Linked DNA regions of Homo sapiens: region 1 is linked to region 2. Evidence: chromatin loops called from intact Hi-C (ENCODE). Cell type or tissue: PC-9. All regions are shown on one strand. Links, peaks and the distances in the headings refer to the core of each region. The heading gives the core; the rest is flanking DNA.

Region 1 (15,473 bases), core at 3,311-11,310, 62 kb before region 2:
TGTGTGGGCCTATTTCTAAACTCTCTATTCTGTTTCAGTGATGTATATATTTATCTTTTCATCAATACTATACTCTCTGGATTACTGTATTTTTATAATAAATCTTGAAATTATATAGTGTGAGTCCTCTAACTTTGTGTTTCTTTTTCAAAATGATTTTGCGTATTCAAATTTCTTTGCCTTTCTATATAATTTTCAGATCAGCTTGTTGATATCTCTAAAATATTCTGCTAGTCTTTTGATTGGGATCATGCTGACTTTATAGGTCAATTTGGAAAGAACTGTCATCTTGGCAATACTGAGTCTTTCAGTCTGTAAACACAGTATATCTTTTCATTCAATTAGGTCTTCTTTGATTTCTTTCATCAGTGTTTTAACATTTTCACTAAATAGATCCTATACGTATTTTAGATTTGTAAATGGAGCTGTTTTAAAATTTTTATTTCTAATTATGCATTGCTGGTTTATAGAAATATAGCTGATTTTTATAGATTAACTTTATATCTTGTGACATTGCTGAAATTGATTTTCGAAAGTTGAATCAGCCTAAAATTCTCAGGATAAACCTCATTTGGTCATAATGTACTATCCTTTTAATATATTTCTGGGTACTATTTGTTAGTATTTTGTTGAGAACTTTTAACTCTAGATTCATGAGAGATATTGTTCTGTAGTTTTCCCTGTAATTTACAAAAATTTGACTTTGTATTATGGTAATATTAGTCTCATATAATCAGTTGAGAAGTTTTTCTACCTTTTATATTTTTTGGAAGAGACTGTTGAATTGGTCTTTCTTCTTTCATATTTTGCTAGAATTTATCATTGAAGTCATCTGGGCCTGGAGTTTTTTGTTTTTATTTCTTGAAAGATTTTAAACTATAAATTTCACTTTAAAAAAATATATAGGACTATACAGGTTTTCTGTTTCTTCTTGAGAAAGTTTTCGTAGTTTTTCTTTATTAAGAATTTGGTCCATTTCATTTAAGTTGCTGAATTCATTGGCATAAACTTGGTCATACTAGTCCTTATTCTTCTTCTAATATATGTAGAATCTCTAGTGATATCCTTTCTTTCATTCTCGTTATTGATAATTCTCTCCGCTTCCTTATTTTCCCTCATCAGTCCCCCTAGAGGTTTATTCATTTTATTGATCATTTCAAAGAATCGCTTTTGGTTACATGCGATTACGTTGGTTACTTTCTCTATTGTTTTGTTGTTTTCCATTTTATTGATATGTGCTCTTACCTTTACTATTGCTTTCTGTTTGTTTGGATTTATTATGATGTCTTTTTAAAATTTCTTAAGGTGGAAGCTTAAACAATTGATTTGAGACCATTTGAAGTGAAAGATTTCACACATGCATATTTGACGTGGACTGACTTTTCTTATCCAAGTACAGAAGTAACTGCAGTGGCCATTTAAAAATATAGCATGTCAGTAGCTGTGCTAGTTACTATAAATGTTCACTTTCCCAAAAATCTTTAACTGTCTGCTCTCTGTGATGTTTCAGTAATATTCAGTTAATATATTTATTTCTCATGACAACACTGATAGGTTGTAGAAACGGAGGCTCACTAGCAACTTGCATGTGTTTGCCCAGTGGAGAGACTGAGATTTGAACCTAATAATAACTGATCATTTTTTTCCAAGCCAGAGCATTGGCTTGTTCTACACATTTGCTGAGCACCTAATCTGTGCCAGTACTGTTCTTGCTCTCTGGGGTACTTGGTAAATGAGGGCAGTCTGATTCCTGCCCTCCGGAACTCTCAGTCTAGAGGAGGAGACAGACGTAACACATAATTAGGATAACAGTTATTTTATTAGAGTGTCATCGAGTAAATGGTTCTGCAGGATTTTTACAGCTCTCTGCTTCCTAGGTTTATTTTGATGTTGTGGAGCGCTCAACAGGAAAAATTGTGGATACATCCTTGATTTTCAACATTAGGATCAGTGATGTGAATGATCATGCACCCCAGTTTCCAGAGAAGGAATTTAACATCACTGTGCAAGAAAACCAATCTGCAGGTGTGTGCGGCTGGGGGGCTGCCGGGCTTCCTTCTGTCTCTGCTCTGTTCCTTTTCATTAATATTGATGAGGAGCTTGATCCTAGTCATCTTCAGGGAGAGTTTTTACTGTTCACATCTCAAAGATCGCAGGCCTTGGATCTGAGCGAAATGCTTTGAGGTCCGTAAGCCTCATTTTGTATCGGCAATAAAATGATGTGGGAATTACATCAGTGGGAAGGGTTGATATGTAAATGCCATTCTAAAAATAAAGCCACATGCAGTGAGGGAGAAAGAGCTGGGTGATGAGCTTCTGCATATCTCTGCACATTTTTTGTCTGTAAAATGGCAACACGATCACATCTATAGCCTCCGAGTTACAGATACTGTGCATTCTTAAACCCAACCGACTCTTACTAGAATGTGGATTTATTTTAATAACAAAAATCATTTTTTTGTGTAATCATCTCTCCAAAAAATTCCAAGAAATGAAAAGACTGAAAAAGAAAGCATCTTTAATGTTACCCATGAGAGATAACAACCATTAGTGTTTCAGTTTGTATTCTTTCAGCATTTTTGTGTGCATTTTCTGTGTGTGTGTATACACATGCTGTGTGTTAAAATTATATATGTGTATGCATTCACACATTTTTATGTATAATTACAAATGCATATTTGTATATACATACATTTTTTCATCTTTATCATAGTACACATTGTATATGCGTATATGGTAAATATTTACACATATTTGGTGTGCTTTTTCACAGGTGCATATTTATAAATTTCCTCTCTAAAGGTGCAATTTTACTGTTTGTAACCTGATATTTTTCTAAAATACCCTGTTGTGTAATATTTTATGGATGTGCTTTAAAGTATTTGACCGATCTCCTATGGTTGAACATTTATGTTTTTTTGCCACTTTCTGTTATTTTCATAAAATATATTTCAATGATAAAATTTAAGCTAAATCTGTGTCCCAATCAAGCATTATTTACTTAGCATGAATTCAGAGATGTAGACTTGCTGGTTTGCACTGTGCATACAATGTAGGGGTCCTCATTTGCTGACCTGCCCCCAGTCCACGAAGATGCTTGGTGTGTTGTTGGTCTTTGATAACTATGTGCTTGAACATTTTGCTATGTTTCTTCACCATTTCCATGTTCTATCAGTTGCTTTTTCCTTTCTTTTCTTCATTTTTCTGTTAGTGTGTTTGTCATTTTTCTTGATTTTAACCTCTGCAGTCTATATTAAGAATATCTGCCTGCCATGTATGTTTCAGATATATTTTCCTGCTTTATCATTTTCTTTTAAATTTTGTCCACAGTTTTTTGCCAGAAATTAAAAGTGTAATCTGATCCACCAATGTAAGTCTTCTGCATTGGCAGTCATGATTAGAAAGTTCTTGATCTTATAACTAATTAAATATTCATCCTTATCTTTTCTAGTATGTCCATAGTTTATTTTATATTTAAACATTCCACTCATTTTGGTATATGCCCCAATGCCATTTAGCAAATAATTCATCCTCTTACTGGTTTGATAGGCTACCTTTATCTGATAGTAACAATTTTTAAAAATTCTTTCTAGGGCAACCTATTTTTCAGATGTTAGCAGTCGATTTGGATGAAGAAAACACTCCAAATTCTCAAGTCCTTTACTTCCTCATTTCTCAAACACCATTACTGAAAGAAAGTGGTTTCCGGGTTGATCGCCTTAGTGGAGAAATACGACTCTCTGGCTGCTTAGATTATGAGGTTATGTGGATTTTATTATTTTTTTTAAATGAAATGTGTGGCCCATCCTTGAGCCCCAGGCTTAGATTCTACATTTGTAGTGGGGAACCCTCTGTGGCTAGATTTGCTATTGAAATTCCTAAACAGAATATTTCTTTATTAATATTTTCCTTTCCTGTATTTGAGGGGCTTAACTTTCCTTTTCCTCCCACATAGACCGCTCCTCAGTTTACACTGCTAATCAGAGCCAGGGACTGTGGAGAACCGTCACTGTCATCCACGACCACCGTTCACGTGGATGTGCAAGAAGGCAACAACCACAGGCCTGCATTTACCCAGGAGAACGTGAGGCTCCTGGGCCGCCCCAACGTCTAAGCCCCAAAACAAGTAGCCCTTGGGTCCTAGGCTCAGTTTTTCTCAGAGAGGGTGTTAGGCTGTTATCATATTGCTGTGAAGAAATACCTCAGACTGGGTAATTTATAAAGAAAAGAGGTTTAATTGGCTCATGGTTCTGCAGGCTTTACAGGAAGCCTGGGGCTGGCACCGGCTCAGCTTCTAGGGAGGCCTCAGGACGCCTATGATCATGGCGGAAGGACGGGGGGAGCAGGCATGTCACTCGGTGACAACAAGAGCATGCAAGACACGGGAGGTGGGTGGGGAAGAATGAGGAACGAGAGAGGTAAGAGGGGCCACACACTTTTAAATGACCAGATCTCATGTGAACTCAGGGCCAGAGCTTCCTTATCACCAAGGGGATGGCCGGAGCTATTTATGAGGGATCTGCCCCACGATCCAAACACTTCCCACCAGGCCCCACCTCCAACACTGGGGATCACATTTCAGCATGAGATTTGGGCGGGGACAGATCTCCAATCTATATCGCGCAGTCACCCAAGATATGTGCAATTCTCCAAAGTGACTTAAGCTAGAATCAAGAAGCCAAATCATATTGACATAGAAGCAGTTCATAATGGTCACATGAGCTTACATTTTTGACTGCTGTATGCCAGAAACTATGCTAAGAACTTTTACATGCATTTTTTTCATTTTTGATTATTGAAACTACAACACGATTTCTGTTTTACAGATGGGAAAACTGAGGTCTAGGGGAAGACAGGGAATTCCTGTTTACTTGGAGTCAGGGGTTCCTATGCTCAGCCCAACTGACACTGGGCCAGATGATTATTTGGAGTGGGGGCTACTCTGTGTGCTGTGGGATATTCACCAGCATCCCTGGCCTCCGCCCAGTAGATGTCAGTAGCACCCCTCAGCTGTGACAACCAAAAGTGTCACCAGACATTGCCAAATGTCCCTCAGGGAGAAGAATCACCCTTGGGTGAGAAGTCTGCACCTGAGGTTTTCACACCGTGTTCAGGATTCTAGAGGGAAGGTGAGCAGGTAGGCTTTGGCCTCGCCTTCCATACCTTACCTTATCCAAGTACAGAAGTAACTGCAGTGATCATTTAAAAACATTGTATGTCAGGGTCCACATGGGATTTCCCAGGCTGCAAGACTCCCAGCCTTTAAGAAAGCATTGAAAACCGCTGTGTAAGATGGTTTGGGATGGGTGCCCCACCTAAGGCATGTGAGATGGCTAAGAGATAAAATAAGAATCACTCAAGATCTATTTCCAATATTTTATTTTTTACTATTCTATATGTATTTTTAAAAAAGTAAATATCCACCATATTTCCTTTCTCCTGACTCTCTTTCTTGACTACTGAGTTAAAACCCTCCCTCTTCTTTCCTGGGACACACTGTAGCTCCTTTGTGCTTTCTTCTGCTTAGTAGTGTTCTACTTAATCAGTTTTATTTATTTTATAAATCCCCCTACACACACACACACACACACACACACACACACACACACACACACTCAGCTCTCAGCTCCATCAAGGACGGAATTTTTGCCTGTCTTGTTCATGGCATCTGAAATGGAATGTGGCACATAGAAGCTGTTGTTGAATAAATGATGCAAACAATTATTTTTAAAAGGTGTCGTTTAATTAGAAAAAAAACCTGTATAAACCAAAGTGAAATGTTTGCAAACCAAAGCACCTCACCAGAAGTATATAATAACTACAAAATAATATTATGCTTGAACCTTGTTTCAAAATCTTTTCCTGGCTTGGTAAAAAGCAATGCTCTCAAAAATATGGCTGGAAAAAAAATATACCCTCTTATTTTGAAGTGCTTGTCTAGAAACATTGCCTCCAAAAGTATTGAATAACAAGCTATTTTGAAGATCTACATGTGTTAGAAAAATGATCACCTTAATCTGAATAACCACAAGTGTCCTATTTTAGGGGAAGAGCTAGGATTTTTAGAGAGCATAAACTAGGATTGTGTATTATTATTTTTAAAATTCTTAGAAAAAATAGGGCATTGAGTTGGATTTAAGAGTACTTTAAGAATTATTTAGCGAGTCACAGGTAGGAGGGGGCAGATATTCCAACGGATGCACCTTCTGCTGTAACAGACGGAGTTGCAAATCCCTTAGGGCAGGTTTAGCAGCATGAGGAATATCCAGGGTGTTGTGATGAGGAGCAACATTCTTTCTCCTTCTCTCTCTTGCTCTCTCTCTGCTTCTCTCCCTCCTTCCTCTCTGCTTTCCTTTTCAATTGTGTTTTTGTTTCCATGACATGGACATGATGATTGCTTCTTTCAGTATAAGGTTCAGATTCCTGAAGGCCGAGCCAGCCAGGGCGTGTTGCGTCTCCTGGTTCAAGATCGAGATTCTCCATTTACATCAGCTTGGAGAGCAAAATTCAACATATTGCATGGCAATGAAGAGGGGCATTTTGACATTTCGACTGACCCTGAGACCAACGAAGGGATATTAAATGTTATCAAGGTAACACCATACCGGTGACATACCAACCAGTTAGTGGCAGACGCTGAGGCCTCTTCTGTAGGATCACTCACAATGAACCAGGGAGCTAACGTCCGTGGATGCTGGGTGCTGAGCCCATTACGTACCACACGTCACCAGGCAAGGAAGGCAGGGTCTCAGTGCCACTTCTGTGTGTGGGCTGAGGACTCCTCCTACCAAAATGATATCAATAATAAAACTTATTTTGATATGACTAAATACTTCACCATTTAATTTTTTGTTGTTGTAGGCAAAATGTAATAGATTTACATAGGCCTTAAAATGATTATTCTTTTTCAGATGTGATTAAAAAATGAAAACATTTTCTTCAACACTAAAAGTTCTTTCTTTTCATCTGAGTTTTCAATGTTTAAGACTTTTAAAGTTTAAAACAAATGGGAGTGCATCTGTGTGGCTCCAAGAGTATGGAGAGCCCCTGGCACTGTGCCTAATGGAGAAGCTGGCCTGGAAGAAAGTATTAATATTACCATCTCATTTACTGATTAGGAAACCAAAGCCCAGAGGGGTTAGGTCCTTTACACAAAGCCACACAGCTTGAGGGGTGGAGTGGAGGATCCCACTGGGGCAGTCTGACCCCAGTGCCTCTAGTCTTCATTGCTCACAACCAGCCCTAGAGTGACCAGGGCCTCTAGTGCAGTGCAGGGCAGGTGAGTCACCTGGCGACAAGGCAGACCTGAGTCAGCAGGTCTGGCACAGAGCCCAAGATTCGCCTGCCCATTTGACCAGCTCCCAGGGGATGCTGATGGCCTGCGGACCGTGCTATGAATAGCAAGGCTCTGTAGACGCTGCACCAGATGCCTGGGGTTGAATTTTCAAAATATTCCCAGGCTTTCAATCCTTTTAAGTCAACTGACCACTTTGTACCCTGAATAACTATGATCATTAATATCTATATTTCCCTAAGTTCCCCTGATTTTTTTGCTGCATGGTTGTCTCATTAATGTTTCATTAGGCTATGGTTTTTGTTGCATTTTTCATTACCCTCTGAAGGATGGTGGCTCTTTTCAACCAGCAGAGGAGGAGGGAAAAAATAAAAGAGAAAAGAACTCCATAAATGATTTGAAAATGAGCTGTAGACTGTCTTTTGATCATTATCAAAGACAACGTAAATAATAAATGAAGTGCAAAAGCCACAAGCTCTGAGTTTGCAATGATGACTCGGCGCTGGGCTTCCTCTGGCCAGAGGAGCAGCAGGTGCTAATGAAATCCTCTCTCTGGGGTTCCAGCCTTTGGATTATGAGACTCGCCCAGCGCAAAGCCTCATCATTGTCGTGGAGAATGAGGAGAGGCTCGTCTTCTGTGAGAGAGGAAAGCTTCAGCCGCCAAGGAAGGCAGCAGCCAGCGCCACTGTGAGTGTGCAGGTGACAGACGCCAACGACCCACCAGCCTTTCACCCCCAGAGCTTCATTGTCAATAAAGAGGAGGGCGCCAGGCCTGGGACCCTGTTGGGAACTTTTAATGCCATGGATCCAGACAGCCAGATAAGGTGAGAAGAGAGGGCCAAGAAGGGCGGTTGTTTAAGTGGAAATAGCCACATAACCAAGAGGGCTCCTGTTAGAAAACCAGCTCGGCCGGGCGCGGTGGCTCACGCCTGTAATCCCAGCGCTTTGGGAGGCCGAGGCGGGTGGATCATGAGGTCAAGAGATCGAGACCATCCTGGCTAACAAGGTGAAACCCCGTCTCTACTAAAAATACAAAAAATTAGCCGGGCGCGGTGGCGGGCGCCTGTAGTCCCAGCTACTCGGGAGGCTGAGGCAGGAGAATGGCGTGAACCCGGGAAGCGGAGCTTGCAGTGAGCCGAGATTGCGCCACTGCAGTCCGCAGTCCGGCCTGGGCGACAGAGCGAGACTCCGTCTCAAAAAAAAAAAAAAAAAAAGAAAAGAAAACCAGCTCCTTGGACGTGTTCACGAGGTTGCCTCAGTCTCCGTGATGAAAATACAAGAAGCCACAGTGCATGACCACTGACCTGAGTTAAATGTCGTCTTCTATCCATAGGTTTTTCTGACCCCAGCAGAAGAACTCACTTGTTGGTTTTCCTTTGCATCTTCCATGTGTTCCTTTTGTATTCTTTCCTTTGTGTTAGAATAATCCGTTACATTTTTCTGTCTCCCCCTCTGTACCAGAAGTTATAAACCAGTACCTCTCTTGCTTCTGGGCAAGAAAAGTGAGGGTTTTTTTTGTAAATTGTGGTAAAATATACATAAAATTTACCATTTTATCCATTTGTAAGGGTACGGGTCAGTGGCATTAAGTGCATTCACATCGTTGTGCACCATCACCTCCCTCCATCTCCAGAACTCTTTTCATCTGGCAAAACAGAAACTCTGTCTCCATTAACCACTCATTCCCCCTTCTCCAGCTCCTGGCCTCCACCATTTGACTTTTTGTCTCTCTGAGTTTGATGACTCCAGGTCATCAAAGCAGAATCATACAACATTTGTCTTTAGGTGACTGGCTTATTTCACTTTGCATAATGTCCTCAAAGTTCATGCACGTTTAGCATGTATCAGAATGTCCTTCCTTCTGATGCTGAATATGCATATGTGGTATTGACACATTTTTGTTTACCCACTCATCCATCGATGGGCACTTGGGTGGCATATGGCCTGAATCTCTTGATGTTCTTGAAGAAATGGAAGAAATTGGCATTTTTGGGTCTATGTTCCATGAGACCATGATCATGGGGACAGAAAGGGGTCATGAGTCATGCCCCTTCTCTCTCCAGGCTGAGCTCAGCAGTTGGCCCCAGACCCCATTCCACCAGCTTCACTCATTTCTCGTGCTTACTTGGCCTTGGTCCACACTTCAGTGTGAGATTCCTCTCCTTACAGCAACACTTCTCAACTTATCTGTTGGGAATGGCTAGATTTTTTAAAAATTTACAATTCATTATGGAGTGATAAGTTTGCAAAATATAATGAAATGGAATTACTAGAAAAATTTTCATGCACTAGGTGGACATGACAATGCTGATGACTCTAAGGGCTTCTCAACACTTGCTCTTCATTTTTGCAGTTATCTCATTGTGAGCAGCCAACCAACAGCTCACAGACCCCTTCTGGTGCACAGTGGTGCACCTTGAGTTAGCAAGGCTCTTAAGAAGTAGCTGTCAAACTATAGTGTGTATCAGTCTCTGGGGGAACTTGTTAAAATGCAGATTGCTGGGCCCCACCCCTACAATTTCTTTTCTTTTTTTTTTTTCTTTTTTTTGAGATGGAGTCTCTCTCTTTCACCCACGCTGGAGTGCAGTGGCATAATCTTGACTCACTGCAACCTCCACCTCCCAGGTTCTTGTGATTCTCCTGCCTCAGCCTCCTGAGTAGCTGGGACTACAGGCACATGCTGCCACGTCTGGCTAATTTTTGTAATTTTAGTAGAGACGGGGTTTTGCCATGTTGGCCAGGCTGGTTTCCAACCCACCCATAGAATTTGATTGAGAGGTCTGGGGTCAGGACTGAGATTTGCATTTCTAAGAAGCTCCCAAGGGTGCCCATGATGCTGGCTGGGGATCCCTTTAGGCACCACCAACAGGAGCCTTTCCTAATTCATTGCTGTCTTCCTGTCTCTTGAGGATGGTTGGCTCATACTTAGGTCTCAGGAAATGTTTGGACTGTGCTGAAATCAAGAACTAACAGTCCATCATTTTAGCCTCAATATGGCTTTTTCCAGGAGGCAGGATGAGTGTCTTTTGTGACAGGGTGGAGGCATGATCTGGGTTGGGGGCAGCTTTGGTTTCCTCTAGTTCTGCTTCATCTGCATTAGCTGAGGGAGCTGCCTTTTGGCCTGAGATAATCCACAGAGGAACTCTGAGTTTCTTCCCCTCGTTTGTAAACATTGCAAAATCACAGTGCTTCTAAGGAACTTCTGGAACTTTCCCTAAGAGGTGAAGCAGTGCACAAAAAGCTTCAATCCCTTTAAAAACTGTGACCCACGCAACATGAGAGAGGGATCCTTGCTGACCCTTTGAAAAACATTTGCCCAGAAGATGAAGGAAAAGCATAAGGAGAAACTGCCCCTCTCCGCACCTTTCTGGGACCTGCACTTTTTGTTGTTGTTGTTGTTTGCCTGAGTCCAGGAGGTTCCTGCTGCGGTGCCCTCAACAGGTAGCTGGGGTGGCAACCTGGCAAGGTTGCAAAGGATGCAATCCAATGGCTGACAGCTCTCAGGAATGCTGGAGGGCTTGGCGTGGCCCACCCCTTACAGTGGTGTCAGGTTCACATAGGTGAGGGGGATGTAGAAGACCACTTTGAGGAATAGGGTTACCCAACTGTGAACTGCCAGGGCTCTGCTGCAAAGGGAACACACCAGGGGTAAAGTCCTAGGTTTCTGTTGCAAGGGCAGGTTGGTTTTTCACACTAAGCTAACATCATCTACAGGCCACTGAAGATGGGTTCCTTTCCAGGATGAATCATCTCCCCAAGGCAGACAAAACTATGTTCAGTCCAACAAGGAGGGGGACGCTTGGTCTTCTGGTGAATGTCAATTCCACAGACCTAGGAGAGTCTTTAGGCTGTCCTCCCTGTGCTTCCATTCCTTTCGTGAATTAAACACTCTCGTAGTTTAATTGCTCTTAGAATTTCTCAAATTACTTGTGGTAGAAATAGTGTTTCTATGACATATTTTGTTTTTTTATGCAACTTTTTTATCTTTTAATGTAAGTTTTTAATTTTAAAAATTGCTGTCCGTTTTCCTTCTACAAGATATGAACTGGTTCATGACCCAGCAAATTGGGTCAGCGTCGACAAAAACTCCGGAGTGGTCATCACCGTGGAGCCAATTGACCGAGAATCCCCTCATGTAAATAACAGTTTTTATGTAATCATCATTCACGCTGTTGATGATGGTGAGTGTTTACCCAAAATTGGAAAAATAAAATGCTCATTCTTGCTTCCTGCGGGAAAATAACCCTGGTGAGCGTCTTTCAGCACAGCAGAGAAAAGGATAAAATAAACCTTGTTATCACTCTGCATCCATGCTGGTGATTATTTTTGGTAATAATTCTTAAAATGGTAAACAAGGGACCAATACCATCGAAAGAGGGCAGTATTCATTCAGAAGAGACAATTAAACCAGCAAGGAGGCTGCAATCAAACCCAGCATCTTTTTCATCTGTTCATGAGCTAACTCTTTAGCTCTTTGTCAAAGCCAATGATGTGTGATAAATATTTAGCACAGCTTCCCTGTGCTTGGGATGGCATACGAGCTCAGATAAATGGGACTGTAAGGGACACATTTGTCATAAACCAGAATGGGTGGTTTTATAAGCCTGTTTCAGCATTTTTCTCTACACTCTCCTAAGGCTGAAACTTTAAACACACCAAAGCAGAGTTGAAGAAATAAAAATGTTCAAATAACTTTAAAATTGTATTTAAGAAAGTCTGTGAACTAAAACCCAAGCTCCAAGTGATATATCACTATACGTTCCATTCTGTAATTAACTAGTGGAATGTTGGCGGGGGGCAATGGAGATATGAAACACGTGTTCCTAATCAGCATTAAGGGAGGAGAAAAAATGGGGCCAGTGTTTCAGGGTTCCGTCATTCTGTTATGGATGATTTTATGATTGGTACTTTTTTTTTCCTTTATTTTTTGCTTTTTGTATTTCAAAAGCTTTTGGGGTACAAGTGGTTTTTGGTTACGTAGATGAATTATGCAGTGGTGAAGTCTAAGATTTTAGTGCACTGGTCACCTGAGTAGAGTACCTTGTATCCAATGTGAGATTTCTTAGCCCTTGGCTCCCTCCTCCCCTGCTTCTGGGTCTCCAGAGTTCATGATATCACTCATGCCTTTGTGTATCCATAGCTTAGCTCCCACTTATAAGTGAGAACATACAGTATTTGATTTTCTATTCCTGAGTTATTCACTTAGAAGAATGGCCTCCAGCTCTATTCAAGTGTCTGCAAAAAAACATGATTTCATTCTTTTTTATGGCTGAGTAGTATTCCATAGTATACATATGCCACATTTTCTTTATCCACTCATTGGTCGATGGGCATTTAGGTTGGCTCCATATATTTGCAGTTATGAAGTGATGATTGCCACTTTTTTGAATTAGAAAAAGTCGTTTTAGATAATTGTAGATTCACTTGCAGTTTTAAGAAATAATCTAGTGGATCCTGAGTATCCTTTGCCAGTTTTCCCCAGGGGCAACACCTTGCAGGACTACAGTGTAACCTTGTAACCAGTACATCAACGCGGAGACGCAGCGCATTTGCCTCCCCTTGGGGACCCCCATGGTGCCCTTCTTTAGTCACACCCATTTTCCTCCACCCCACCCATCCTTGATGCCTGGCACCATTGATTGACCTTTTGTTTTTTTAATGAAGCCACATTCTACCTTGTTCTACAAGTGATTTGAGGTGGTAAGTGCTTTATTAGCTTACCCAAATATTCTGAATGCTCATAAAAGCAGGAAAACAGATCACGTGCATGCCAGGAGAGCTTATGACGTTGAAAGGGAAACAGTTCCAGTATTTCAGGAATATTTTTTTTCTGAGAGACGGAGAGTGCTCATTCTCCAGAGCTGTGTGTGCACGAGATAAACAACTCCTGAAACTTCCTCCCCATACAAGGCTTCCCACCGCAGACTGCTACAGGGACCCTAATGCTCTTCCTGTCTGACATCAATGACAACGTCCCGACTCTCCGGCCACGTTCCCGCTACATGGAGGTCTGTGAGTCTGCTGTGCATGAGCCCCTCCACATCGAGGCAGAGGATCCGGACCTGGAGCCGTTCTCTGACCCATTTACATTTGAATTGGACAATACCTGGGGAAATGCGGAGGACACATGGAAGTTGGGGAGAAATTGGGGTGAGTTTTTGTATTGGTTACGGGCAAAGAGTGGAAAATGCCAGATATCCAATTCAAACAGATTTAGGCAAAAAAGGACTTTATTAGCTTAAAAAACCGGAGAGGTCTGCGTTCTGGCAGAGCTGGCTCTAGGTGCTCAAAGGATATCCCTGGATATCCTTCCCACACATGGTCTGCCTTTCTCTAGGTTCCTTCTTTTTTAGGAAACTCTCCTCATCAGGGGGTAGGAGGCTGCTGGGAGTCCCTGAGACATATTCTTGCATCTGGCAAGAAGGGTGTTTCCAGGGAAGCTCCAGGATTGACGTCACTGTTTGGCCTGGGTCAGCTGCCCTGTCAATCACTGTGGGTGGGACTTGGGAGGGCGGATGTGCTGATTGGCTGGTTCCCAGCCCACACCTGGACCTTGTTGGGATCTGGGCTCACCCTCTCCTGATTCATACTGAGAATTCAGGAAGTGTGGGCTTCCCTAAGGAAACACTGGGGCACTGTTACCAGAAGATGAACATGCTGAGCAGGTTAAAAGCAACTGGCATCCACTGTCAACACTCTCTTCTGTGCCTCTAGCCGTGGCGTCTGTAGACTGTGGCACGGTTTCAGCTGAAACTGTGTGCTCAAGTTTGTAGTTCTCAGACCTGGAGTGTGTGGTAAAGCACTTCGCCTTGCCCAAAGAGAGGTCTGGTCTTTGTCCTTGGGGTCTGGGTGATCTCTATTGGGGTATCATGTCTGACACCAGTGTCTCTTTACCTGGGGTGTCTTGGGCTGAGCCGGATAGGGGCAATGTGATTTACACTGGGGACTTCTGGTCACATAGTATCAGTCTATTACCAGAGAGGCTGGAGACTGAGGCCGCCCACCTGGGAGGCCCACCAGGTTGCCTGACCAAGCCCCAGGAGGACACTGGAGCCTGAGGCTCAGGTGAACGTCCCTGACTGCAGCATCCCATGTGTGCTGTCCCTCATCGATGCTGACCTGGCTTCTCGGGAGTGGATGATGAGAAGCTCTGCTACTGGTGCTTTTCTGGACTCTGCCCTAGGTGCCTCTTTCCTTGTGTGATTTACGTCTGTATCTTTTCCCTGTAAAAAACGGCACCATCACTGTAACAACTTTCAGTGTGTTCTGTGAGTCTTTCTAGAGAATTGTTGAACCTGAGGGTGGTCTTAGGAATCCGTGAACTTGCAGTTGATGTCAGAAGTGAGGGTACCCTTGAGGACCCCTCCCTCTAACTCTGCAGTTGGCTTACTTTCATACAGAGCTTGGCCCGTGCAGGGCGTTCAGTAAGCGTGTGTTGAGCAGATGAGCAGATGAGTGAGTCAATGCATGCCATGTTCTTTTTCCCTTTGCAGGTCAATCAGTTGAACTTTTAACCTTGAGAAGCCTGCCACGTGGTAATTACTTGGTGCCACTCTTCATTGGAGACAAACAGGGACTTTCCCAGAAGCAAACTGTCCATGTAAGGATCTGCCCCTGTGCCAGTGGGCTCACATGTGTGGAGCTTGCAGATGCAGAAGTGGGGCTTCATGTGGGGGCCCTGTTCCCTGTCTGTGCAGCATTTGTGGCTCTGGCAGGTCAGTGGTCTGTAGGGGTGTCCTGGGACTGTGGCTCCTCTCCCCAGGCAATAGGCCAGGGGTAAGGGGCTTGCTGGGGTAGGGGACAGCGGTGGCAGGATTGGTGGAATGGCTTTGAGAATGACTTCTGGGTGTACTCAGGCTCCTAGATGTAGATCAGAGGTTGCCATGCTGGCCAGGCAAGATCCCTGGCCAGCAAAAGCAGCTTCTACTCACAATGGAATCCACTGGTAAATATAGTCAAGGAGTGGCCCTTTGTTTGTAATAACCATGGAGACAGCAATGTACAGATATTCAGGCTCCTGGACTTGGCAAGGCTAATAAGAAAGCAGCTTTTCCAAGAAACAATACAATATTACTGGCCAGATAGTATTATTGATTAATTCAACAAACAGTTATGTAGCATCTACTGGTACCCTGGAACTGTGCTGAACTTTATAGCTACACAGATGACTAAGACGCAA
Region 2 (15,473 bases), core at 4,887-12,886:
CAGCGCTCAGCATACGGAGGACCTGCGCCGGCACCAGTCTCTGAGTTCCCTCAGTATTTATTGATCATTATCTCTACCATCTCGGAGAGGGGGATGTGGCAGGACAATAGGGTAATAGTGGGGAGAGGGTCAGCAGGAAAACATGCGAACAAATGTCTCTGTGTCATAAACAAGGTTAGAAAATGTGCTGTGCTTTGATGTGCACATACATAAACATATCTGGTGCATTAAAGAGCTGTATTGCCGCCAGCATGTCTCACCTCCAGCCTTAAGGCAGTTTTCTCCTATCTCAGTAGATGGAACATACCATCGGGTTTTATACCAAGACATTCCATTGCCCAGGGACGAGCAGGAGACAGATGCCTTCCTCTTATCTCAACTGCAAAGAGGCCTTCCTTCCTCTTTTACTAATCCTCCTCAGCACAGACCCTTCACAGGTGTCGGGCTGGGGGATGGTCAGGTCTTTCCCTTCCCACGAGGCCATATTTCAGACTATCACATGGGGAGAAACCTTGGACAATACCTGGCTTTCCTAGGCAGAGGTCCCTGCAGCCTTCCGCAGTGTTTTGTGTCCCTGAGTACTTGAGATTAGGGAGTGGTGATGACTTTTAACAAGCATACTGCCTTCAAGCATCGGCTTAACAAAGCACATCCTGCATAGCCCTAAATCCTAAACCTTGAGTCACAGCACATGTTTCTGCAAGCACAGGGTTGGGGGTAAGGTTACAGATTAACAGCATCTCAAGGCAGAAGAATTTTTCTTAGTACAGAACAAAATGGAGTCTGTTATGTCTGCTTCTACATAGACACAGTAACAGTCTGATCTCTCTTTCTTTTCCCCACATCTGTAAACTAGACTTTTATCATTTTTATTATGCCCATTTCCCTCATTTTATGGCTGTATAAATTGAGGCTCAGAGAGGGCAAGTGGTTTTCCAAACATAGAACAGCAAGTGTAATGGCTGGACTGGATTCAGAGCCACATGCCCTCCAAGAACCCTTTGCACAACCTCCATCTTTCTACTGAGGAGTTTCACTAGGCCTGGCCCCCAGCCTGGAGGGTAGAGAAGATTTATTTAGCTCTCTCACAGACAATGCGAAACATTTGCCCAATTAATTTCTTAATTGCTCCCCTTAAGGTAGTGCTTCTCGAACTTCAATATGCAGAGAAATCACCTGGCAATCTTATAAAAATGTCAGATTGAACTCAGCAGTTCTGGATGAGGCCTGGGATTGAGAACGTCTTGCATGGTCCCAGGAGGTGAGGAACACTGTCTTCAGGAGCTAACAGTCCCGCTGGGTCAGGGAGCTTCCATGCGATGACTAGAGCTGCACATTAGGATTACCTGGAGAGATTTAAAACTATCCCATTGCTGGGCTGCGCCAGAGACCACTGACATCAGAACACAGATGGGTGAAGCCCAAGCCTCAGGATGTTTAAAGTCCCTCAAGAGATTCCAGAGTGCAGCTAGGGTTGAGAAGCACTGAATTAGGGAAAGTTGGTATGAATTTTTTGGTGCTAGAGGGAAGTTCAGGGGTGGGAGGGAGGCAGGAAGGGCTTTCTAGAAGAGCAGCTTCTAGAGTTTCCCAAGGGAAGGCCCTAGAACGGCACTGTCTGGGACAGGAGCTATGAGCCCCCAGTTGTTATGGGTCATCTGAAACTGCATTGAGCAAAATACACACTTGATTTGGAAAATTTGGTATAAATAAAATAAGGAAAATATTTTATTAATCACTTTGATATTGACTATATGTTGAAATGGTAAAAGTTTGAATGTATTGGGATAAAGTATATCTTAAAAATTGGTTTCATGGTTTCCTTTTGATTTTTAAAAACGTGGCTATTAGAAACCTTACAATTACATATGTGGCTTACATTTTATTTCTCTTGATGATCTAGAATCTTCATCATTAATAACTCCTTGATGATGCTTGTATATTCAAAAGTCTAAACACCACTGAGGTAGTTTGGAACTATTGACATAACTTATTGTCTGTGGTCCCTGGACCGGCAGCATCAGCATCATCTGGAAATTGTTAGAAATAAAAATTTATCAGGTCCCACTGAATCAGAAATCCTGGGAGTGTGGTCCAGCAATCAGTATTGTAACAAGCCCTTCTGGTAATTTCTGATGCATGCTAAAGATGAGGAACCACTGGTTTACATTTGTCAAGGGGGAGCTATGATCATGCCATAGGCAAGCTTTCCCTGAGTCTTTTCCCGGAGGGGAAGAGTAGCATTTCCAGGCAGGCGAGCATTAGAGAGCCAAAGGGCCTGGCACCTCCCATCAACCCCATAGCAGGAATGGGGCGAACTTTGATTGATGTAAGAAAATGAAAATAGATTTCCTTTGTTGTGTAGAAACTTTTTAGTTTGATGTAATCCAATTTGTCTATTTTCACTTTTGTTTCTTAGACTTTTGAGTTCTTGTCCAAAATTCTTTGCCCAGAACAATGACATGGAGCATTTCCCCTATGGCTATGTTTTCTTCCAGTAGTTTTATAGTTTCAGGTCTTACATTTAAGTCATTTAAGTCTTTAATCCATTTTGAGTTGATTTTTTTGTATGGTGAGAGATAGGGGTCTAGTTTAATTTTTCTGCATGTGGATATCCAGTTTCCCCAGCACCATTTATTGAAGAAACTGTCCTTTCCCCAATGTGTTTTCTGGGTGTCTTTGTGGAAAATCAGTTGGTTGTAAGTGTGTGGATTTATTTCCATGTTTTCTATCCTGTTCTATTGACCTATTTTTAGGTCAATACCATGCTGTTTTGCTTACTATAGCTTTGTATTATATCTTGAAGCCAGATAGTTTGATGCCTCTAGCTTTGTTCTTTTTGCTAAAGATTGCTTTGGCTATTTAACTTCTTTTGTTGTTCCATATGAATTTTAGGATTTGTAAAAATTTCTGTGAAGACTGTTACTGGTGTTGTGATAGGAATTGCATTCAATCTGTAGATCGCTTTGGGGAGTATGAATATTTTAACAATATTATTTATTCCAAATCATGAACATGGGATATTTTTCCATTTATGTGTGTCTTCCTCAATTACTTTCACTGATGTTTTATAGTTTTCATTGTAGAAGTCTTCCACCTCCTTGGTTAAATGTATTCCTAAGCAGATTATTTTATTTTTGTAGCTATTATAAGTGAGATTGCATTCTTGATTTCTCTTTCAGATGTTCACTATTGTGTGTAGAAATACTACTAATTTTTATAGGTTGATTTTGTATCCTGCAAATTTACTGAATTTATTAGTTTTAACAGTTTTTTTTTTTTTGATGGAGTCATCAGGGCTTTCTATATACACAATTATGTCCTCTGCAAACAGGGACTATTTGACTTGCTCGTTTCAAATTGGAGGCCCCCCTTTTTTTTCCTGTGGCCTAATTGCTCTGGCTAGGACTTCCAGTGCTATGTTAAATAAAAGTGGTGAAAGTAGGCATCTTTGTCTTGTTCTAGATCTGAGAGGATAAGGAAATAATCAACAGAGTAAAGAGACCACCTACAGAGTGGGAGGAAATATTTGCAAACTATGAGACTGACAAGGAGTTAATATCTACAATACATAAGGAACTCAAACAACTTAACAGCAAAAAGCAAATACAGCCGGCCCTCCCTTTCTGAGGGTCTCACATCTGTGGATTCAACCAAATGTGGATTGAAAATGTAGTATTTGTGGGACTTGAACATTGGAGGATTTTGGCATCTGAGGGGGGTCCTGAAATCCTGAGGGATGACTGTAATAGATTAATAAATGGGCAAAGATCTGAGTAGACATTTCCCAAAAGAAGACATACAAATGGCCAATCGGTACATGAAAAAATGCTCAGTTTCACTAATCATAAGATAAATGCAAATAAAAACTACAATGAGATATCACCTCACCCAAATTAGAATGACTATATTATTAAAAAGACAAAAAGTTTCAAATGCTGGCATGGATGTGAAGAAAGGGAACACTTAGACACTGTTGGTGAGAATGTAAATTAGTACAACCATTATGGAGACACTATAGAGGTTTCTCAATAATTAAAAATAGAATTATCAAATGATTCAGAAATTCCACCACTGAATATTTATTTAAAATAAATGAAATCTGTATATCTAAGAGAGATTCAAACTCCTATGTCCATTGCAGCACTATTCACAATAGCCAAGATATGGTCAACCTTACTGTCTGGCAATGGATAAATGGACAAAGAAACACACACACATGCACACACACACACATACAAACACACACACCATAGAATACTATTCAGCCATAAAAAGAATGAAATCCTATCATTTGTGGCAATATGGGTGAACCTGAAGGACATTTGTTAAGTGAAATAAGCCAGGGACGGAAAGACAAATAAGGCATAATCTCACTCATTTGTGGATTCTAAAAAAGCTGCCTTCATAGAAGCAGAGCATAGAATAGTGTTTACCAGAGGCAGGGGAGGGTAGGAGGAAGAGGATCATGCAGACAGATTGGCCATGGGTACAAAGTTACAGTTAAATAGGATGAATAAATTCTGGTGTTTTACGGCAGAATAGAGTTTGAGTCGAAAGTATAATACACATATGAGTTTTACCTCTACTTTGGGGAAAGGCTTTAAAGCCATATTGAATAGCAAAAGAGAAGGAAAACAAACATCCTCTACTGGCTTTTGAATAAGCTCTATGAGACCTGCAAGTTACTGGACACCAAAGGAAAAGTGATTTTAAAACGTATCACATTTTGAATGCCTTCCAAGAAGAACGGTCCAGTAGATGATGGATTTGTGGCTAAGATCAAGGGGATTAACAGCTTCTTGGGAAGTCTCCCAGGAGGAAGGCTGGCCCGAGGGGATCAGAACTGCTCCCAGTGGAAAGTAGATGCCACAGTGATGTAGCTCTGAAAGAGAGTGCACCAGGACAAGGAGAAGTTCCTCTTTTAAAAACTAGACATAACACATGCTGGTTGCATGAGGAAGTGGAAGGAAAATTTATTGCCTAACAAAATAGCCATTCTGCTAGGAAAACGTTTGTTAGGCCTATTTGTCATGAGAGGTAAAGTATCTAGTGTTGCCTGGAATGGGGAAATATTGGCAAAGAAAGCCACATTGTTTTACACAATAAAGTAAATGTGAGTCCTCCGTGTTCCAGTGTGAAATGTTTTTCACTCTTTGAGACAGAAATATTCCTCAATTCTAGTTTACACTTCTCAGTCTTCTGAGAAGTAGCTCCTAAACACAATTCTTTGGAGTAGGCCCTGAAGATAGATTTGAGGCAGGGCATGGGGCCCCAAGGAAGAATGGGCCCTGTGTGAGAGTGGGTGGCAGGGTGGGCTGGCACTGGAGGAGAGAGCAGCTTGGGGCTCCCACAATGGGCTGTGGCTGAGGGGCTGAGCCGGCATCATCAGGCATCTTCTGGCATCTGGTGTGAAGCTGCTTTCTGCTCTGCTCTGATCTGCCTTCGTCATGCTCTCTACAGCCCTCCTACTCCAATTCATCATGAGATTTTATATCCACTAACTTGGTAGGTAAGGTTCACCTGGTGTAAACTGTACCAGGTGGTATATTGGGAAAAGAAACAGAGGCGCTGCCACATTTGGGACAGAATGGAGCAGCCACAATAGAAATAAGACATTAGTGACGTTGAGCAAAGCAAGAAGACAGGCAAGGTGACCATTGGAAAGCCCAGGGCCTCCTTCTCCCACTTCTTAGAATCTTCGGAAATATTCGGGAGGGGGCCAGATAGTCCACGGAGATTATGTGTGTTGCAGGGGGTGGGCGGGGGCCAGTTATTTTGCCTGGATGCTGAAGGGCTGGAGGATTGCAAGAGAAGAATGCAGCTGAAGGTTAGTCATGGTCACGGCTGTGGTGTTTCCAGCAGTGAAACTGACAGCCATGGAGGAATATGGGAATCCACTTTCCTGGATGTATAACCTGGCTTTTCATCGTGACATTCAAAGTAATTCACAGCAGGAAACTTAACACGCACTGAGCTCTGTCTTCATCATATGAAGAGGACAGCAGTTTGCCCATTTTATAGGTGAGTATCTTGAGTCCTTAGGAGGATCAGGGTAATGTATTGAAAGTCATCTTAGGAGTCAGTGACGGAACAACAATGTGTGTGCTCTGACGATGCAGGTCTAACCCAGCAATCCTTGTTACCATTGCCCGAGTGTAATACAGGAGGTTGGAAGTGGCTTTATAAGAAAAAAAATTATGATAATAATAATGATGATGGTGACGGTTATGACGGTGGTGATGAAGATAATAGCAGCGAATATTTCAATACATTTTAACAGCTCCTTATTTGCCATACACTAAGCTAAATCATCTACTTGGATTATTTCTTCAAACTGTCAACAAACTAATTTCCATCTAGCCTGAAATTTTTCATGCTCAGTACCATTGACATTTGTGGCTGGATAATTCTTCATTGTGGGGGGCCATCATGTGCATTGTAAGATGTTCAGCAGCATCTCCGGCCTCTACCCACTGGACTCCAGCAGCAACCTCTCCTTTCCTAGTTTTGATAACCACAAGTGTCTCCAGACTTTGCCAAATATCCGCTGGGGGACAGAATCATCCCCTGTTGAGAATCTCTGCAGAATCCCGCATTCTTTTCCATCTACCTACAAGATCTCACCCACATGGGGATGCAGTCTCTCCCCCAGTGCTTCCAGTACTTGCCCCTGGGCAGCCAGGTCCACTGTGAGGCCACTCAATTCATTACATCACTCATGTTGACCATGAAGACCCTAAGTCATCAAGGAAGGTTCCACTGGGTGCAGCAAATGCCACTCAGGTAGTCAGGAAAAGTATGTGCTACAGTTAAGAAATATCTCTACCCTAGAAGGGCCCTCACTATTTTGTGTTTATTTTTATTTTAGATACAAGGTCTTGCTCTGTCATCCAGGCTGGAATGCAGTGGTGCAATTATAGCTCACTGTAGCCAGTTTTATTCTTAAAGACCTAAGACGCGGTGGCTCACGCCTGTAATCCCAGCACTTTGGGAGGCCGAGGCAGGTAGATCATCTGAGGTCAGGAGTTCGAGACCAGCCTGACCAGTACGGTGAAACCCCGTCTCTAGTAAAAATACAAAACTTAGCTGGCTATGGTGGTGAGTGCCTGTAGTCCCAGCTACTTGGGAGGCTGAGACAGGAGAATCGCCTGAACCAGGGAGGCAGAGGTTGCAGTGAGACGAGATCATGCCACTGCACTCCAGGCTGGGCGACACAGCGGGACTCCATCTAAAAAAACTACAACAATGACAACAACAACAACAAAAAGAAAACAAACAAAAAACCCAAAAAACCTAAGGCCTTAGCTATCTAGAAAGTTTGAGCCCCAAAGTAGATACATTTTTGGAGTGTTCCTCATAATCAAGATCTTCCTGCATTTGCCTCTTCAGAATATTTTACAAATGTTTGTTTTTGATTTTCCTGATTGCCTGTCTTTCCTTGAGGGCTGGGTTGTATCTTATTCATTTGTGTGTTCCTGATCCCTATTACAGCAGCTGGTATATGGTAGGGACTCCGAAAGTATTTTTACATGATGGGTGAGTAAGTGCGCCAATGATTGCTTAGTAACAAAGTAACAAAGGTCTTTGACGATTCCAGGAGCTGCACTGGAGCCAGGGCTGCTGCCTGACTGATCAGCCAAGGTAGGAGCTGAAGTTTCATGGGCCAGCAGCCCAGGTGGGCTCATGAACACATCAGTCCTGGGTAGTGTGGTGGAGGTGGGGCTGCATGAATCCATCCCCAACTGTCATATCCCAGTGTCTGATATGTCTGCACAGCTGGAGGCGGCTAAGTTTGACATTGCTTCAATTTTCTCACTAGTAAAATGGGGATACAAATGCGTATCTGGCAGGGTTATGATGAGGATTAAATTGGAAAAAAACAACTATTTCAATTGTGCTTGACAGAGAGCAGGTGTCCAGGAAATTTCATTTTCCTTCTCTTCCCTTTCTGCCTTTTCTATCTGCCTAACACCCCTCATGCTGGGAACTTCTCTTCTGTCCATGTTGCTATTGAGACTGTTAATCACATGTTCCAAACTGACCAATCAGAATACTCCTTTGTTCCTGGTTTCAGTGATTGGTCCAGCAGTGGGCACATGACCTGGGAAAGCCAATGAGAGTCTTTCGGGGAGGGGGACTCGATATAAATGCAGGGTTTTCTCTGGTCTGTAAGGTGGTGAAAATCCGAAGTTGAGCGCAGGCGGCCGGTTTGCTCACATCAGGCCTGCTAACTGGGGCTAATGATAATAATGATGACAGCTTGGATTGACAGCACACCTGCCATGTTCCTGTTGCCTTACAACCACTATCTCCAGCCTCCCTACCGTCTAGCATGTGCCTTGCTCCATACCTGCCTTCCTGAGGTGCAGAGGACAGCAGCGTGGAGAGATGGAGGGACAATGGGTGCCGATACTATTGTTTCGACACCTGCATCCGGTTTTGCCTGAAGTCTTTTCATTTGCTGGATATCTTAGTTCCATGAGTCAATATTCTTCTACTTCTTTTTAATCCAGTTTATTTTAGGTTGTTGTGACTTCCCATCAAGAGGTCCTGACTAATATATGATTCATCTCTTTTCCTTCTTTCTTGTTTTTCTTCCTTCCTTTCTCTGCCCTCCCACTCCCTTCCTTCACCCTCTTGCTCCTCTCTCCCCTAGGGTCCTTGTCTCTCCTAGTTCCTAGCCTGGATCCCAATTTTGTCCTTGTCTTTCTGTCCATTCATCATATCCGTGGAGTCCTCAGATAATTGTCATACTGACTCCTAGACATTTACAGATTATAATGCAGATCTTTCAAGGCTCATAGGCACACAGCTCTATTAGGAGAAAGATGCGGTGATGTTGACATTTTGGATGAGGGGGTCAAATATTGTTCAGCTCCAGTCAGAGCCACACTTCATATTGCAGGCTTCTGCCTGGTTCATTTTCATTTTTATGCAAGCAAACCATCACAAGAGCCCGCCTGTGTTTACCCCCTGCCCAGGTGTATTATGAACATTGTCTCTAGTTCCTACCTGTGGCTCACATAGCTAAGGACAGCAGGGCTTACCTGGCTGGGGCTGAGCGTCTCAGGTGAAAAGTGCCACCTGGAGGTGGGGTTGAGAATGAACTCCGCCTGATGGCCATGTCTGGGTCTGGCACCCCAGGAGTCCACTAAGCAGTCATAGGCAAAGGATGCCATTTGTCTCTTGGGTTCACTAGTGCAGTGGGTGACTTCTGCCAGCAGGGAGTTGGTGGATATTGCAGGGTTGGACTGTGTTTTTCAGAGGAGCGGCGATGAATTAGCCCATTTATTTTCCCATGGTCTGAAACCCAAGGAACATCTGTCTGAGCCACAAGCGGCACGTTTTGTGGCTGGTGGGAGGACCCATGTTGCAGGGTTTGATTATGCCCATCAGCCGGGGTTGCTTGGAAGCGTCAGGGAGAGCTGGTGATTAATCACCAGGCACAGTGGCATGGATCCCCTGTGTAATTATCCCTATTGCCCTCAGAGCCGATTATGCTTCCAAAGGGTAGCGGCTTTCGGAAGGAGGTGAGTGCAGGCTGGCCCCTTTGCTCACACCAGTCCTGCTAACTGGGGCTAATGATGATAATGATGACAGCTTGGATTGACAGCACACCTGCCATGTTCCTGTTGCGTTACATCCACTATCTCCAGCCTCCCTACCGTCTAGCATGTGCCACCTTCAAGGTCTTGGCCGTGTTCTTCTAACGCTGATACTGTTATTTACTTCAGTTTTTTCTTTAAATCAACTCAATTTTTTATTTAAATGTATTTTTAAAGTGGGGTACAAAAAATTAGAAAGAATGAATAAGACCTACTATTTGATAGCACAACAGGGTGACTATAGTTAATAATAACTTAATTGTACATTTAAAAATAACTAATCAAGTATAATTGGATTGTTTGCAACACAAAGGATAAATGCTTAGGGGATGAATATCCCCATTCTCCATGATGTAATTACTATGCATTGCACACCTGGATCAAAACATTTCATGAACCCTATAAATATATATACCTACTATGTACCCCCAAAAATTAAAAATTAAATAAATTAAAAAATAAAAAAGTAAGATTTCCAACTCTCTTCCAAGTAGAAAACTAGTAAGGCTTTCTAAGAATGGAAAGAAACCATACAAAATATGACATAAAACATACAACTAAATGCTGGTTGGTAGTATTGCCTGTGAGGACCCAGCTGAGCCCTGCACCCTCTTTATTATGATGGGGTCTTTAATAGAGGTGAGTGCTGACCTGAGACTTTTTATGTAACCAGAGAAATAGAAGGGCAGTTAGAAAAAATAAAGCACTTCTCATCATGTCTCTACTGGTATACCTCAAAAAATCACCAAGGTCTGTGTCTCAGGCATCAGGGGTGTTCATGTATTTGACTTCCCATACTTCTCACTCCTCAAGTTGGGCTCTGTTACGTCCATTTCAGAGTTGAAGAAACAGAGCCAAAAAGAGGTTGCAGAGAGAGGATGTTCAAGAAGGGGGATTCCAGCCCAGGCTCTGGAGATAGACCATCATTGTTCTGTACTAGATGCCATGTGCCAAGTTCTGAGCTTGGCACTTCACCTTCATTACCTTGTTCTATCCACATTCCTGCCCTGTGGAACTGTTATGGTTTTCATTTTATGGGGGACACAGAGGCTCAGTGGGGTGCAGAGATGGTCCCAAGCTCTCCTGGCAGTAAAACAAAAGCAGAGTTCTTGACCAGGGCACGGGGTGCTGCAGAGGACACACATTCCCACTCTCAGATGCTGCTTGTTCTCTCCACAACCAGCTGTGGGGCAGCTGCTTTGCCAGGGGCCCTGAGTGTCGGCAACAGCCAGAATAACAGGGAAGCAGAGAGGGAGTTTGCTGGAAGGGCTTGGGGGAATGCACAAATGTAGGGCAGAAGCTGGAGAAATGGACCTAGAAAGAACCAGAGCCTAGGCACTCTGGTGTCCGGGAGGCCTCAGGGCTGTGGCCAGAAGACATAGGCACCTTTTCTACTCTTTTGGGGGTCTTCTCCTCAAAGGTGGGGACCTTGAGCAAGAGGGTCCAGTGGATCTGCTCAGGTTACGTGCCTCCCCTCTGGGCAGGGTGAGATCCTTGTTTGGAGAGTCCCACCCAGCAGGATTCACACAATAGGAAGTTGGGGCGGGGGGATCAGGGTGCTATCATAAAGGGTAAGAAGGCTAAGACTAACCTCCGAACATGCAGAAGTTACCCACTATATGCCAGTTGGCCCTGTGCCAGGGGGCCTTCTATCATACTATCCTGTAGAGGTAACAAGAAGTCCCAGCCTCAAAAAGGGGCTGGCAGGCTGGGTCCTAGTTCTTCTTTGCCATGGCTCCAGCATGGACTTATACCCTGGATTGGTTGTCTCATTTCAAAGCAGGGAAAGATCTCTGAGAGCTTTGCCCAGCTCCCTGGATGCTCTGCTCCAGGTGATCTTGGCACCCTCTTCTGGGTCTGGCACCCACACACTGGCACACCTTCCATGACCCTGAGGCTCATGCAGCCTCCAGACTCACCTACCAGTTCTCTTCCTGGGATTCTCAGCTTTCTAGCATACCCTCTTCCAGAGGTGGGAGACCTCCAGTTAAAAACAAAATTGTACACAACCGCAGCCTCATTTCCATTGTTTAAGAAATTAATTATCTTGGTGTATCTTTTCCAATAACAGCTTTCATTAAATTAAACCCAAGGCATTTATATTCCCTGGGAATAACAGGCTGCTTATATATGGCGGGAATGTGCTGGAATTTCTTTAGAAATCAGCACATTGGCTATTGAGGACTAGCTGGTGATCACAGGTATAGGTTTTGAAGTTAGATTGTCAGGATTAAAATCCAGGCTCTGCCATTGCTGGCTGTGTGGTCTTGAGCAAGTTACATTACCTCTCTGTGTCTCGGCTTGCCCATCTGTGCAATTTGGACAGTAAGAGTTCCTATCTCCCAGGCTTGTGGTAAGGATTAAACACGTTCATGTAATGATCAACAAGGTTAACTATGAACATGCTCACAAAGACACACATGGGCTCTTCTGGCGCAATAGGGACGTGGCCTGGAAGCTCACTGCCACGTGGCATTTGGGACCACAAGGGATCAGACCTCATCGTCTGTGCACAGATAGACAAGATCATAAAGAGGAAAAATTAGCATCGGGAAACTGGTTATTTATTTAAGATTGAAAGCGGGAGAAATCTGCCCTGGACATCTTCCCCTCTCCTCTGTTTGTTTTGTCTGCCAAACAGAGGCAGTACCCCCTCTCCACTCTATTTATTAATTGAGTAAACTCCGTGATCCTAAATGCAAACAAACATGGGGCCAGCACAAACAAGCACGTGCTTCCTGTACGCGCCACTTCTGAGTAGCAGCCCGAGCAACAGGTGGACTGGCTGGGAGACAGAAACGGCTGCAGAAGGCGCCTCCAGGATTTGGCGTGAGAGCCCTGCAAGGTCAGCCCATGTGCTCCTTCTTTGTTAGATTGTTTGTTCATTCATTTGTTTATTCATTCCTTTATTCAAGTGTTTAGTGAGAACTTCCATGTGGAAGACAAAGACCTAGCTCACAAGGGGTGCATGGTCTAGGGAGCTAGGTGTGGACAAAGAGCCACGTAGGATGTCAGTGCTGAGATGTGGCAGCCACGGGGAGCTATGGAAGGGGGCAGAAAGAAGACCCCAGAGCTCAGGGAAGGCCTGCAGGGCAAGTAGGGAGTTGTCAGCCCAGCAAAGAGCCAAGAGTGTGAGGAGAAGGTCTGCCAGCGCCTGAAGGGGAGAAGCCATGGTTCACCAGCTTCAAGAGTTGATACAGTTGAAAGCATCATCTCTCCATGGCCAACATCCTGGGCTGTGGCTTTAATTTGGGCATAGTGTGTGCCTGCAAAACCTCGGCTGTATTCAACCTAGTCTGCCATTGATGGAGTGAGAACTGCCCCCAAATTATTTACATTCAAATTTGGAAGCAACTGAAACCCAACAGTAGGAGATTCATTACAGTAATTCCATGGAAATGGAATAATACGCTGTCGTTAAAAGTGTTCAAATCTTTTATGGTTATGATAAATCTAATAATAAAATCGAGACAATATTAGAATATATATTTTAACATTTTCCTAGTTTTGTGAAAAAAGCCCCAAATATCTGTATGAGCCTAGATAAATGACAAGAAAGGAAAACAGTAAGATTTTTATAATGGTTATTGCTCAATGGTTGGATTTTTAAAAATACTCTTCTATAATTTCTAAATTTTATGCCCTGAGGATGTATTACCTCCATAGTCAGAAAAATTATGAAAGGTATTTAAAACCCAAACTGGCTTTGGGCATGCAGAATGCTTGGTTATTTCTGAAGTATAAAAATAACTCCCCCTCTGTCCCATCAGCACGCGTGTTGCAGGGAGTCTGACGTTGCTCGCTAAGTCTCTTTGGTCGTTTCATACTAATGCCCTTTGCTCCCCTGATTATCTCTCTGAGGTTGGGGCCGGGGGATGGGGGTGTGCTAGGCCTCCTGGATGTCTGTCTGCTGCCAAAACATCCTCTCCTGTCTCTGTCTCATTGGTGCATTTTGATGAACCTGTATTGCCTGGTCACTGCGCGCTAACCACCAAATTATGAAACATTTGTGCTGCAAGGGAGCTGAGAGATCCTTAAACTCAATGAACCATTAGGCATAAGACACACACACACACATACACACGTGAATACACACAAACACACAAACAGCTTGGCTGCTCTGGGTGAAGCATGTGTGTGTTTGGGGGAAATTTCCTTCCCCACCCGTGGTCGTCCATTTGCCCATGAGCAGCTTCCGAGGCAGGTCCGTGGACCCCAACGCTGTGTAACACCGTGTGAAAAACACAAAGGCTTGCAGCCCTCTCACTGCAGACGTGGGAACACGACTCTGTTTAAAACCCTTCAAAGCCCGCCTTCTTGCCGTGTGATGCTGCCTGGGCCAGCAGGGCAGGTCACCACGCTGTCTCTTCAAAGCAGCTCGCTCATGCCCACAGCGCTGGGCACAAGGGCAGCCACGAGCTGTTTGATTTCTGCGTCCCCAGCAGATGGCTTGGTGCACAGGGGCAGGGCTCGTCTGTCCCTCTCACTGCTGCGTCCCAGGCTATGTCTCCACCATGTAACTTCAGACAAGTTCCTCAGCGTCTCTGTGTCCTGGTTCCCTCATTTGTAACATCAGGATATTGATAAGGATCATAGTAATAGGGATGTCCTTATGGGGCCTCATGAAAATGAAGAGTTCTCTGTGATGTGCCTGGAACCACAGAGGGCAGCAAGTGGGAGCCACAGAAAGTCATCTCTTTATCATAGTTGTCATTGGTAACTATGACGGTTATCAAGGGCAGGGGTCTCCCACCTTCTGCATCCAGGCCTTGTCATTCCTTATAAAATTTTCTCCTTTCAAGGACTTTCAATGCCCTGAAAACGGAATGCTCCTCCCTGCTCCCCATCAGCTGCTGCAGAGCCCTGAACCCCTTGAACTTGCCTTGCTTAGTTCTTTCAGGGGCTGCCTTGGATGCCACCTCACTTCCCTCTTCTTGGCTCTGTGGCTGTCAGAGGGGCTGGGCACTGGGTTACTTCATCAGTTCCTGGGTGTTGATCGGCAGGAAACAGTGGTTTCCTGTTCATATCCTGCCTGAGCCTGGGCCGGGTGGAGGTGTCCTGCATGGAGTCTTGTGAAATCGCGTGGACTGCAACACCCAGCAGCGCGGTGAGTCCACCCTGAAATCCACAGTGACCCACGCGGCATGTGCTGGGAATTGAACGCTTGGGGAAAGAGCTGGGCTCCAGCGGATCAGCCCCGACCAAGTCGTTCCCACAGCTCAGGACCGGACGCTACAAGCCCACTTTGTAGCAGTTTGGCGGACGGCAAACTTTTGCAACACAGTGCAAAAACCATTTAACACCTTTAAGGGAATTGGAAATGGGTTTTTCATGTGTGGTGGTGCTGAAAATTGAGAATAATGACAGAATTATTAAAAACAGCCTTCTCGGCCTTAGACTCTTAATTGCCTCTGGTCTGTAAAACTGACAAATAAGCACTGTAGAAGCCACAGATGAAATATGTCGTCTTGGGAGCCCTGGAGAATTGTCTCTGAATTCTTTTGTTTATGGATTGTAGAAACTGCTTTGGGGGTAGTTGGATGTAGAAGCAGAAGGACAGAGTGGGGAGCTGGGAGCAGGAGGCCTGGGTTTGTCTCCTGAGTCTGTTTCCACTGGGGCCTGAGGCTCCCGTGTGAGGGAACATGAATGGGCCAGGCACATGGGCCCTGTGGGGTGACAGAGCTGTGGGCTCCATGGTGGCTCTGTGGGCAGCTAGCTTGGGGATGGCTGAGATAAAGACAAGTAGTTTTCCTTCCTGCAGGACTTCTCAGAGCCTTTAGTGTGGTTATAATGATAGAAAACAGTATTAAGTCCATACCCTGAACCAGAAACAATGCTAAAAGCTTTGCACTTGGCCTTTTTTTTTCT

Evidence for each region. Hi-C counts contacts between places; a loop is a spot of excess contacts. Peaks named below come from ENCODE experiments on the same cell type or tissue, not always from the same donor. Only the 100,000 strongest peaks of a DNase experiment are listed, where the experiment ranks them.
Region 1: it touches region 2 in a loop (4-fold over the local background); 9 of 110 quality-filtered maps call a loop at or near these places.

Annotation. Positions count from the first base shown.
Region 1 is chr20:59,981,046-59,996,518 of GRCh38, forward strand. CDH26 (cadherin 26) reads left to right here. Exons shown (of 18, transcript NM_177980.4): 5 at 1,878-2,025; 6 at 3,594-3,760; 7 at 3,956-4,084; 8 at 6,408-6,593; 9 at 7,859-8,118; 10 at 11,333-11,475; 11 at 13,205-13,444; 12 at 14,788-15,009. Among named protein-coding and RNA genes, the nearest start is that of CDH26, 30 kb to the left of the region's middle. RefSeq lists an enhancer at 13,187-13,719. In PC-9, for the core only: CTCF peaks have their summits at 4,967 (motif pointing right) and 5,166; DNase peaks (open chromatin) are centred at 5,056, 6,266, 7,306 and 7,806; H3K4me3 peaks cover 440 bases; H3K27ac peaks cover 2,780 bases.
Region 2 is chr20:60,041,297-60,056,769 of GRCh38, forward strand. It overlaps LINC02910 (long intergenic non-protein coding RNA 2910), which reads left to right and starts at 14,629. Exons shown (of 4, transcript NR_161293.1): 1 at 14,629-14,712. In PC-9, for the core only: CTCF peaks have their summits at 9,051 (motif pointing left) and 9,259; DNase peaks (open chromatin) are centred at 5,015 and 9,085; H3K27ac peaks cover 451 bases.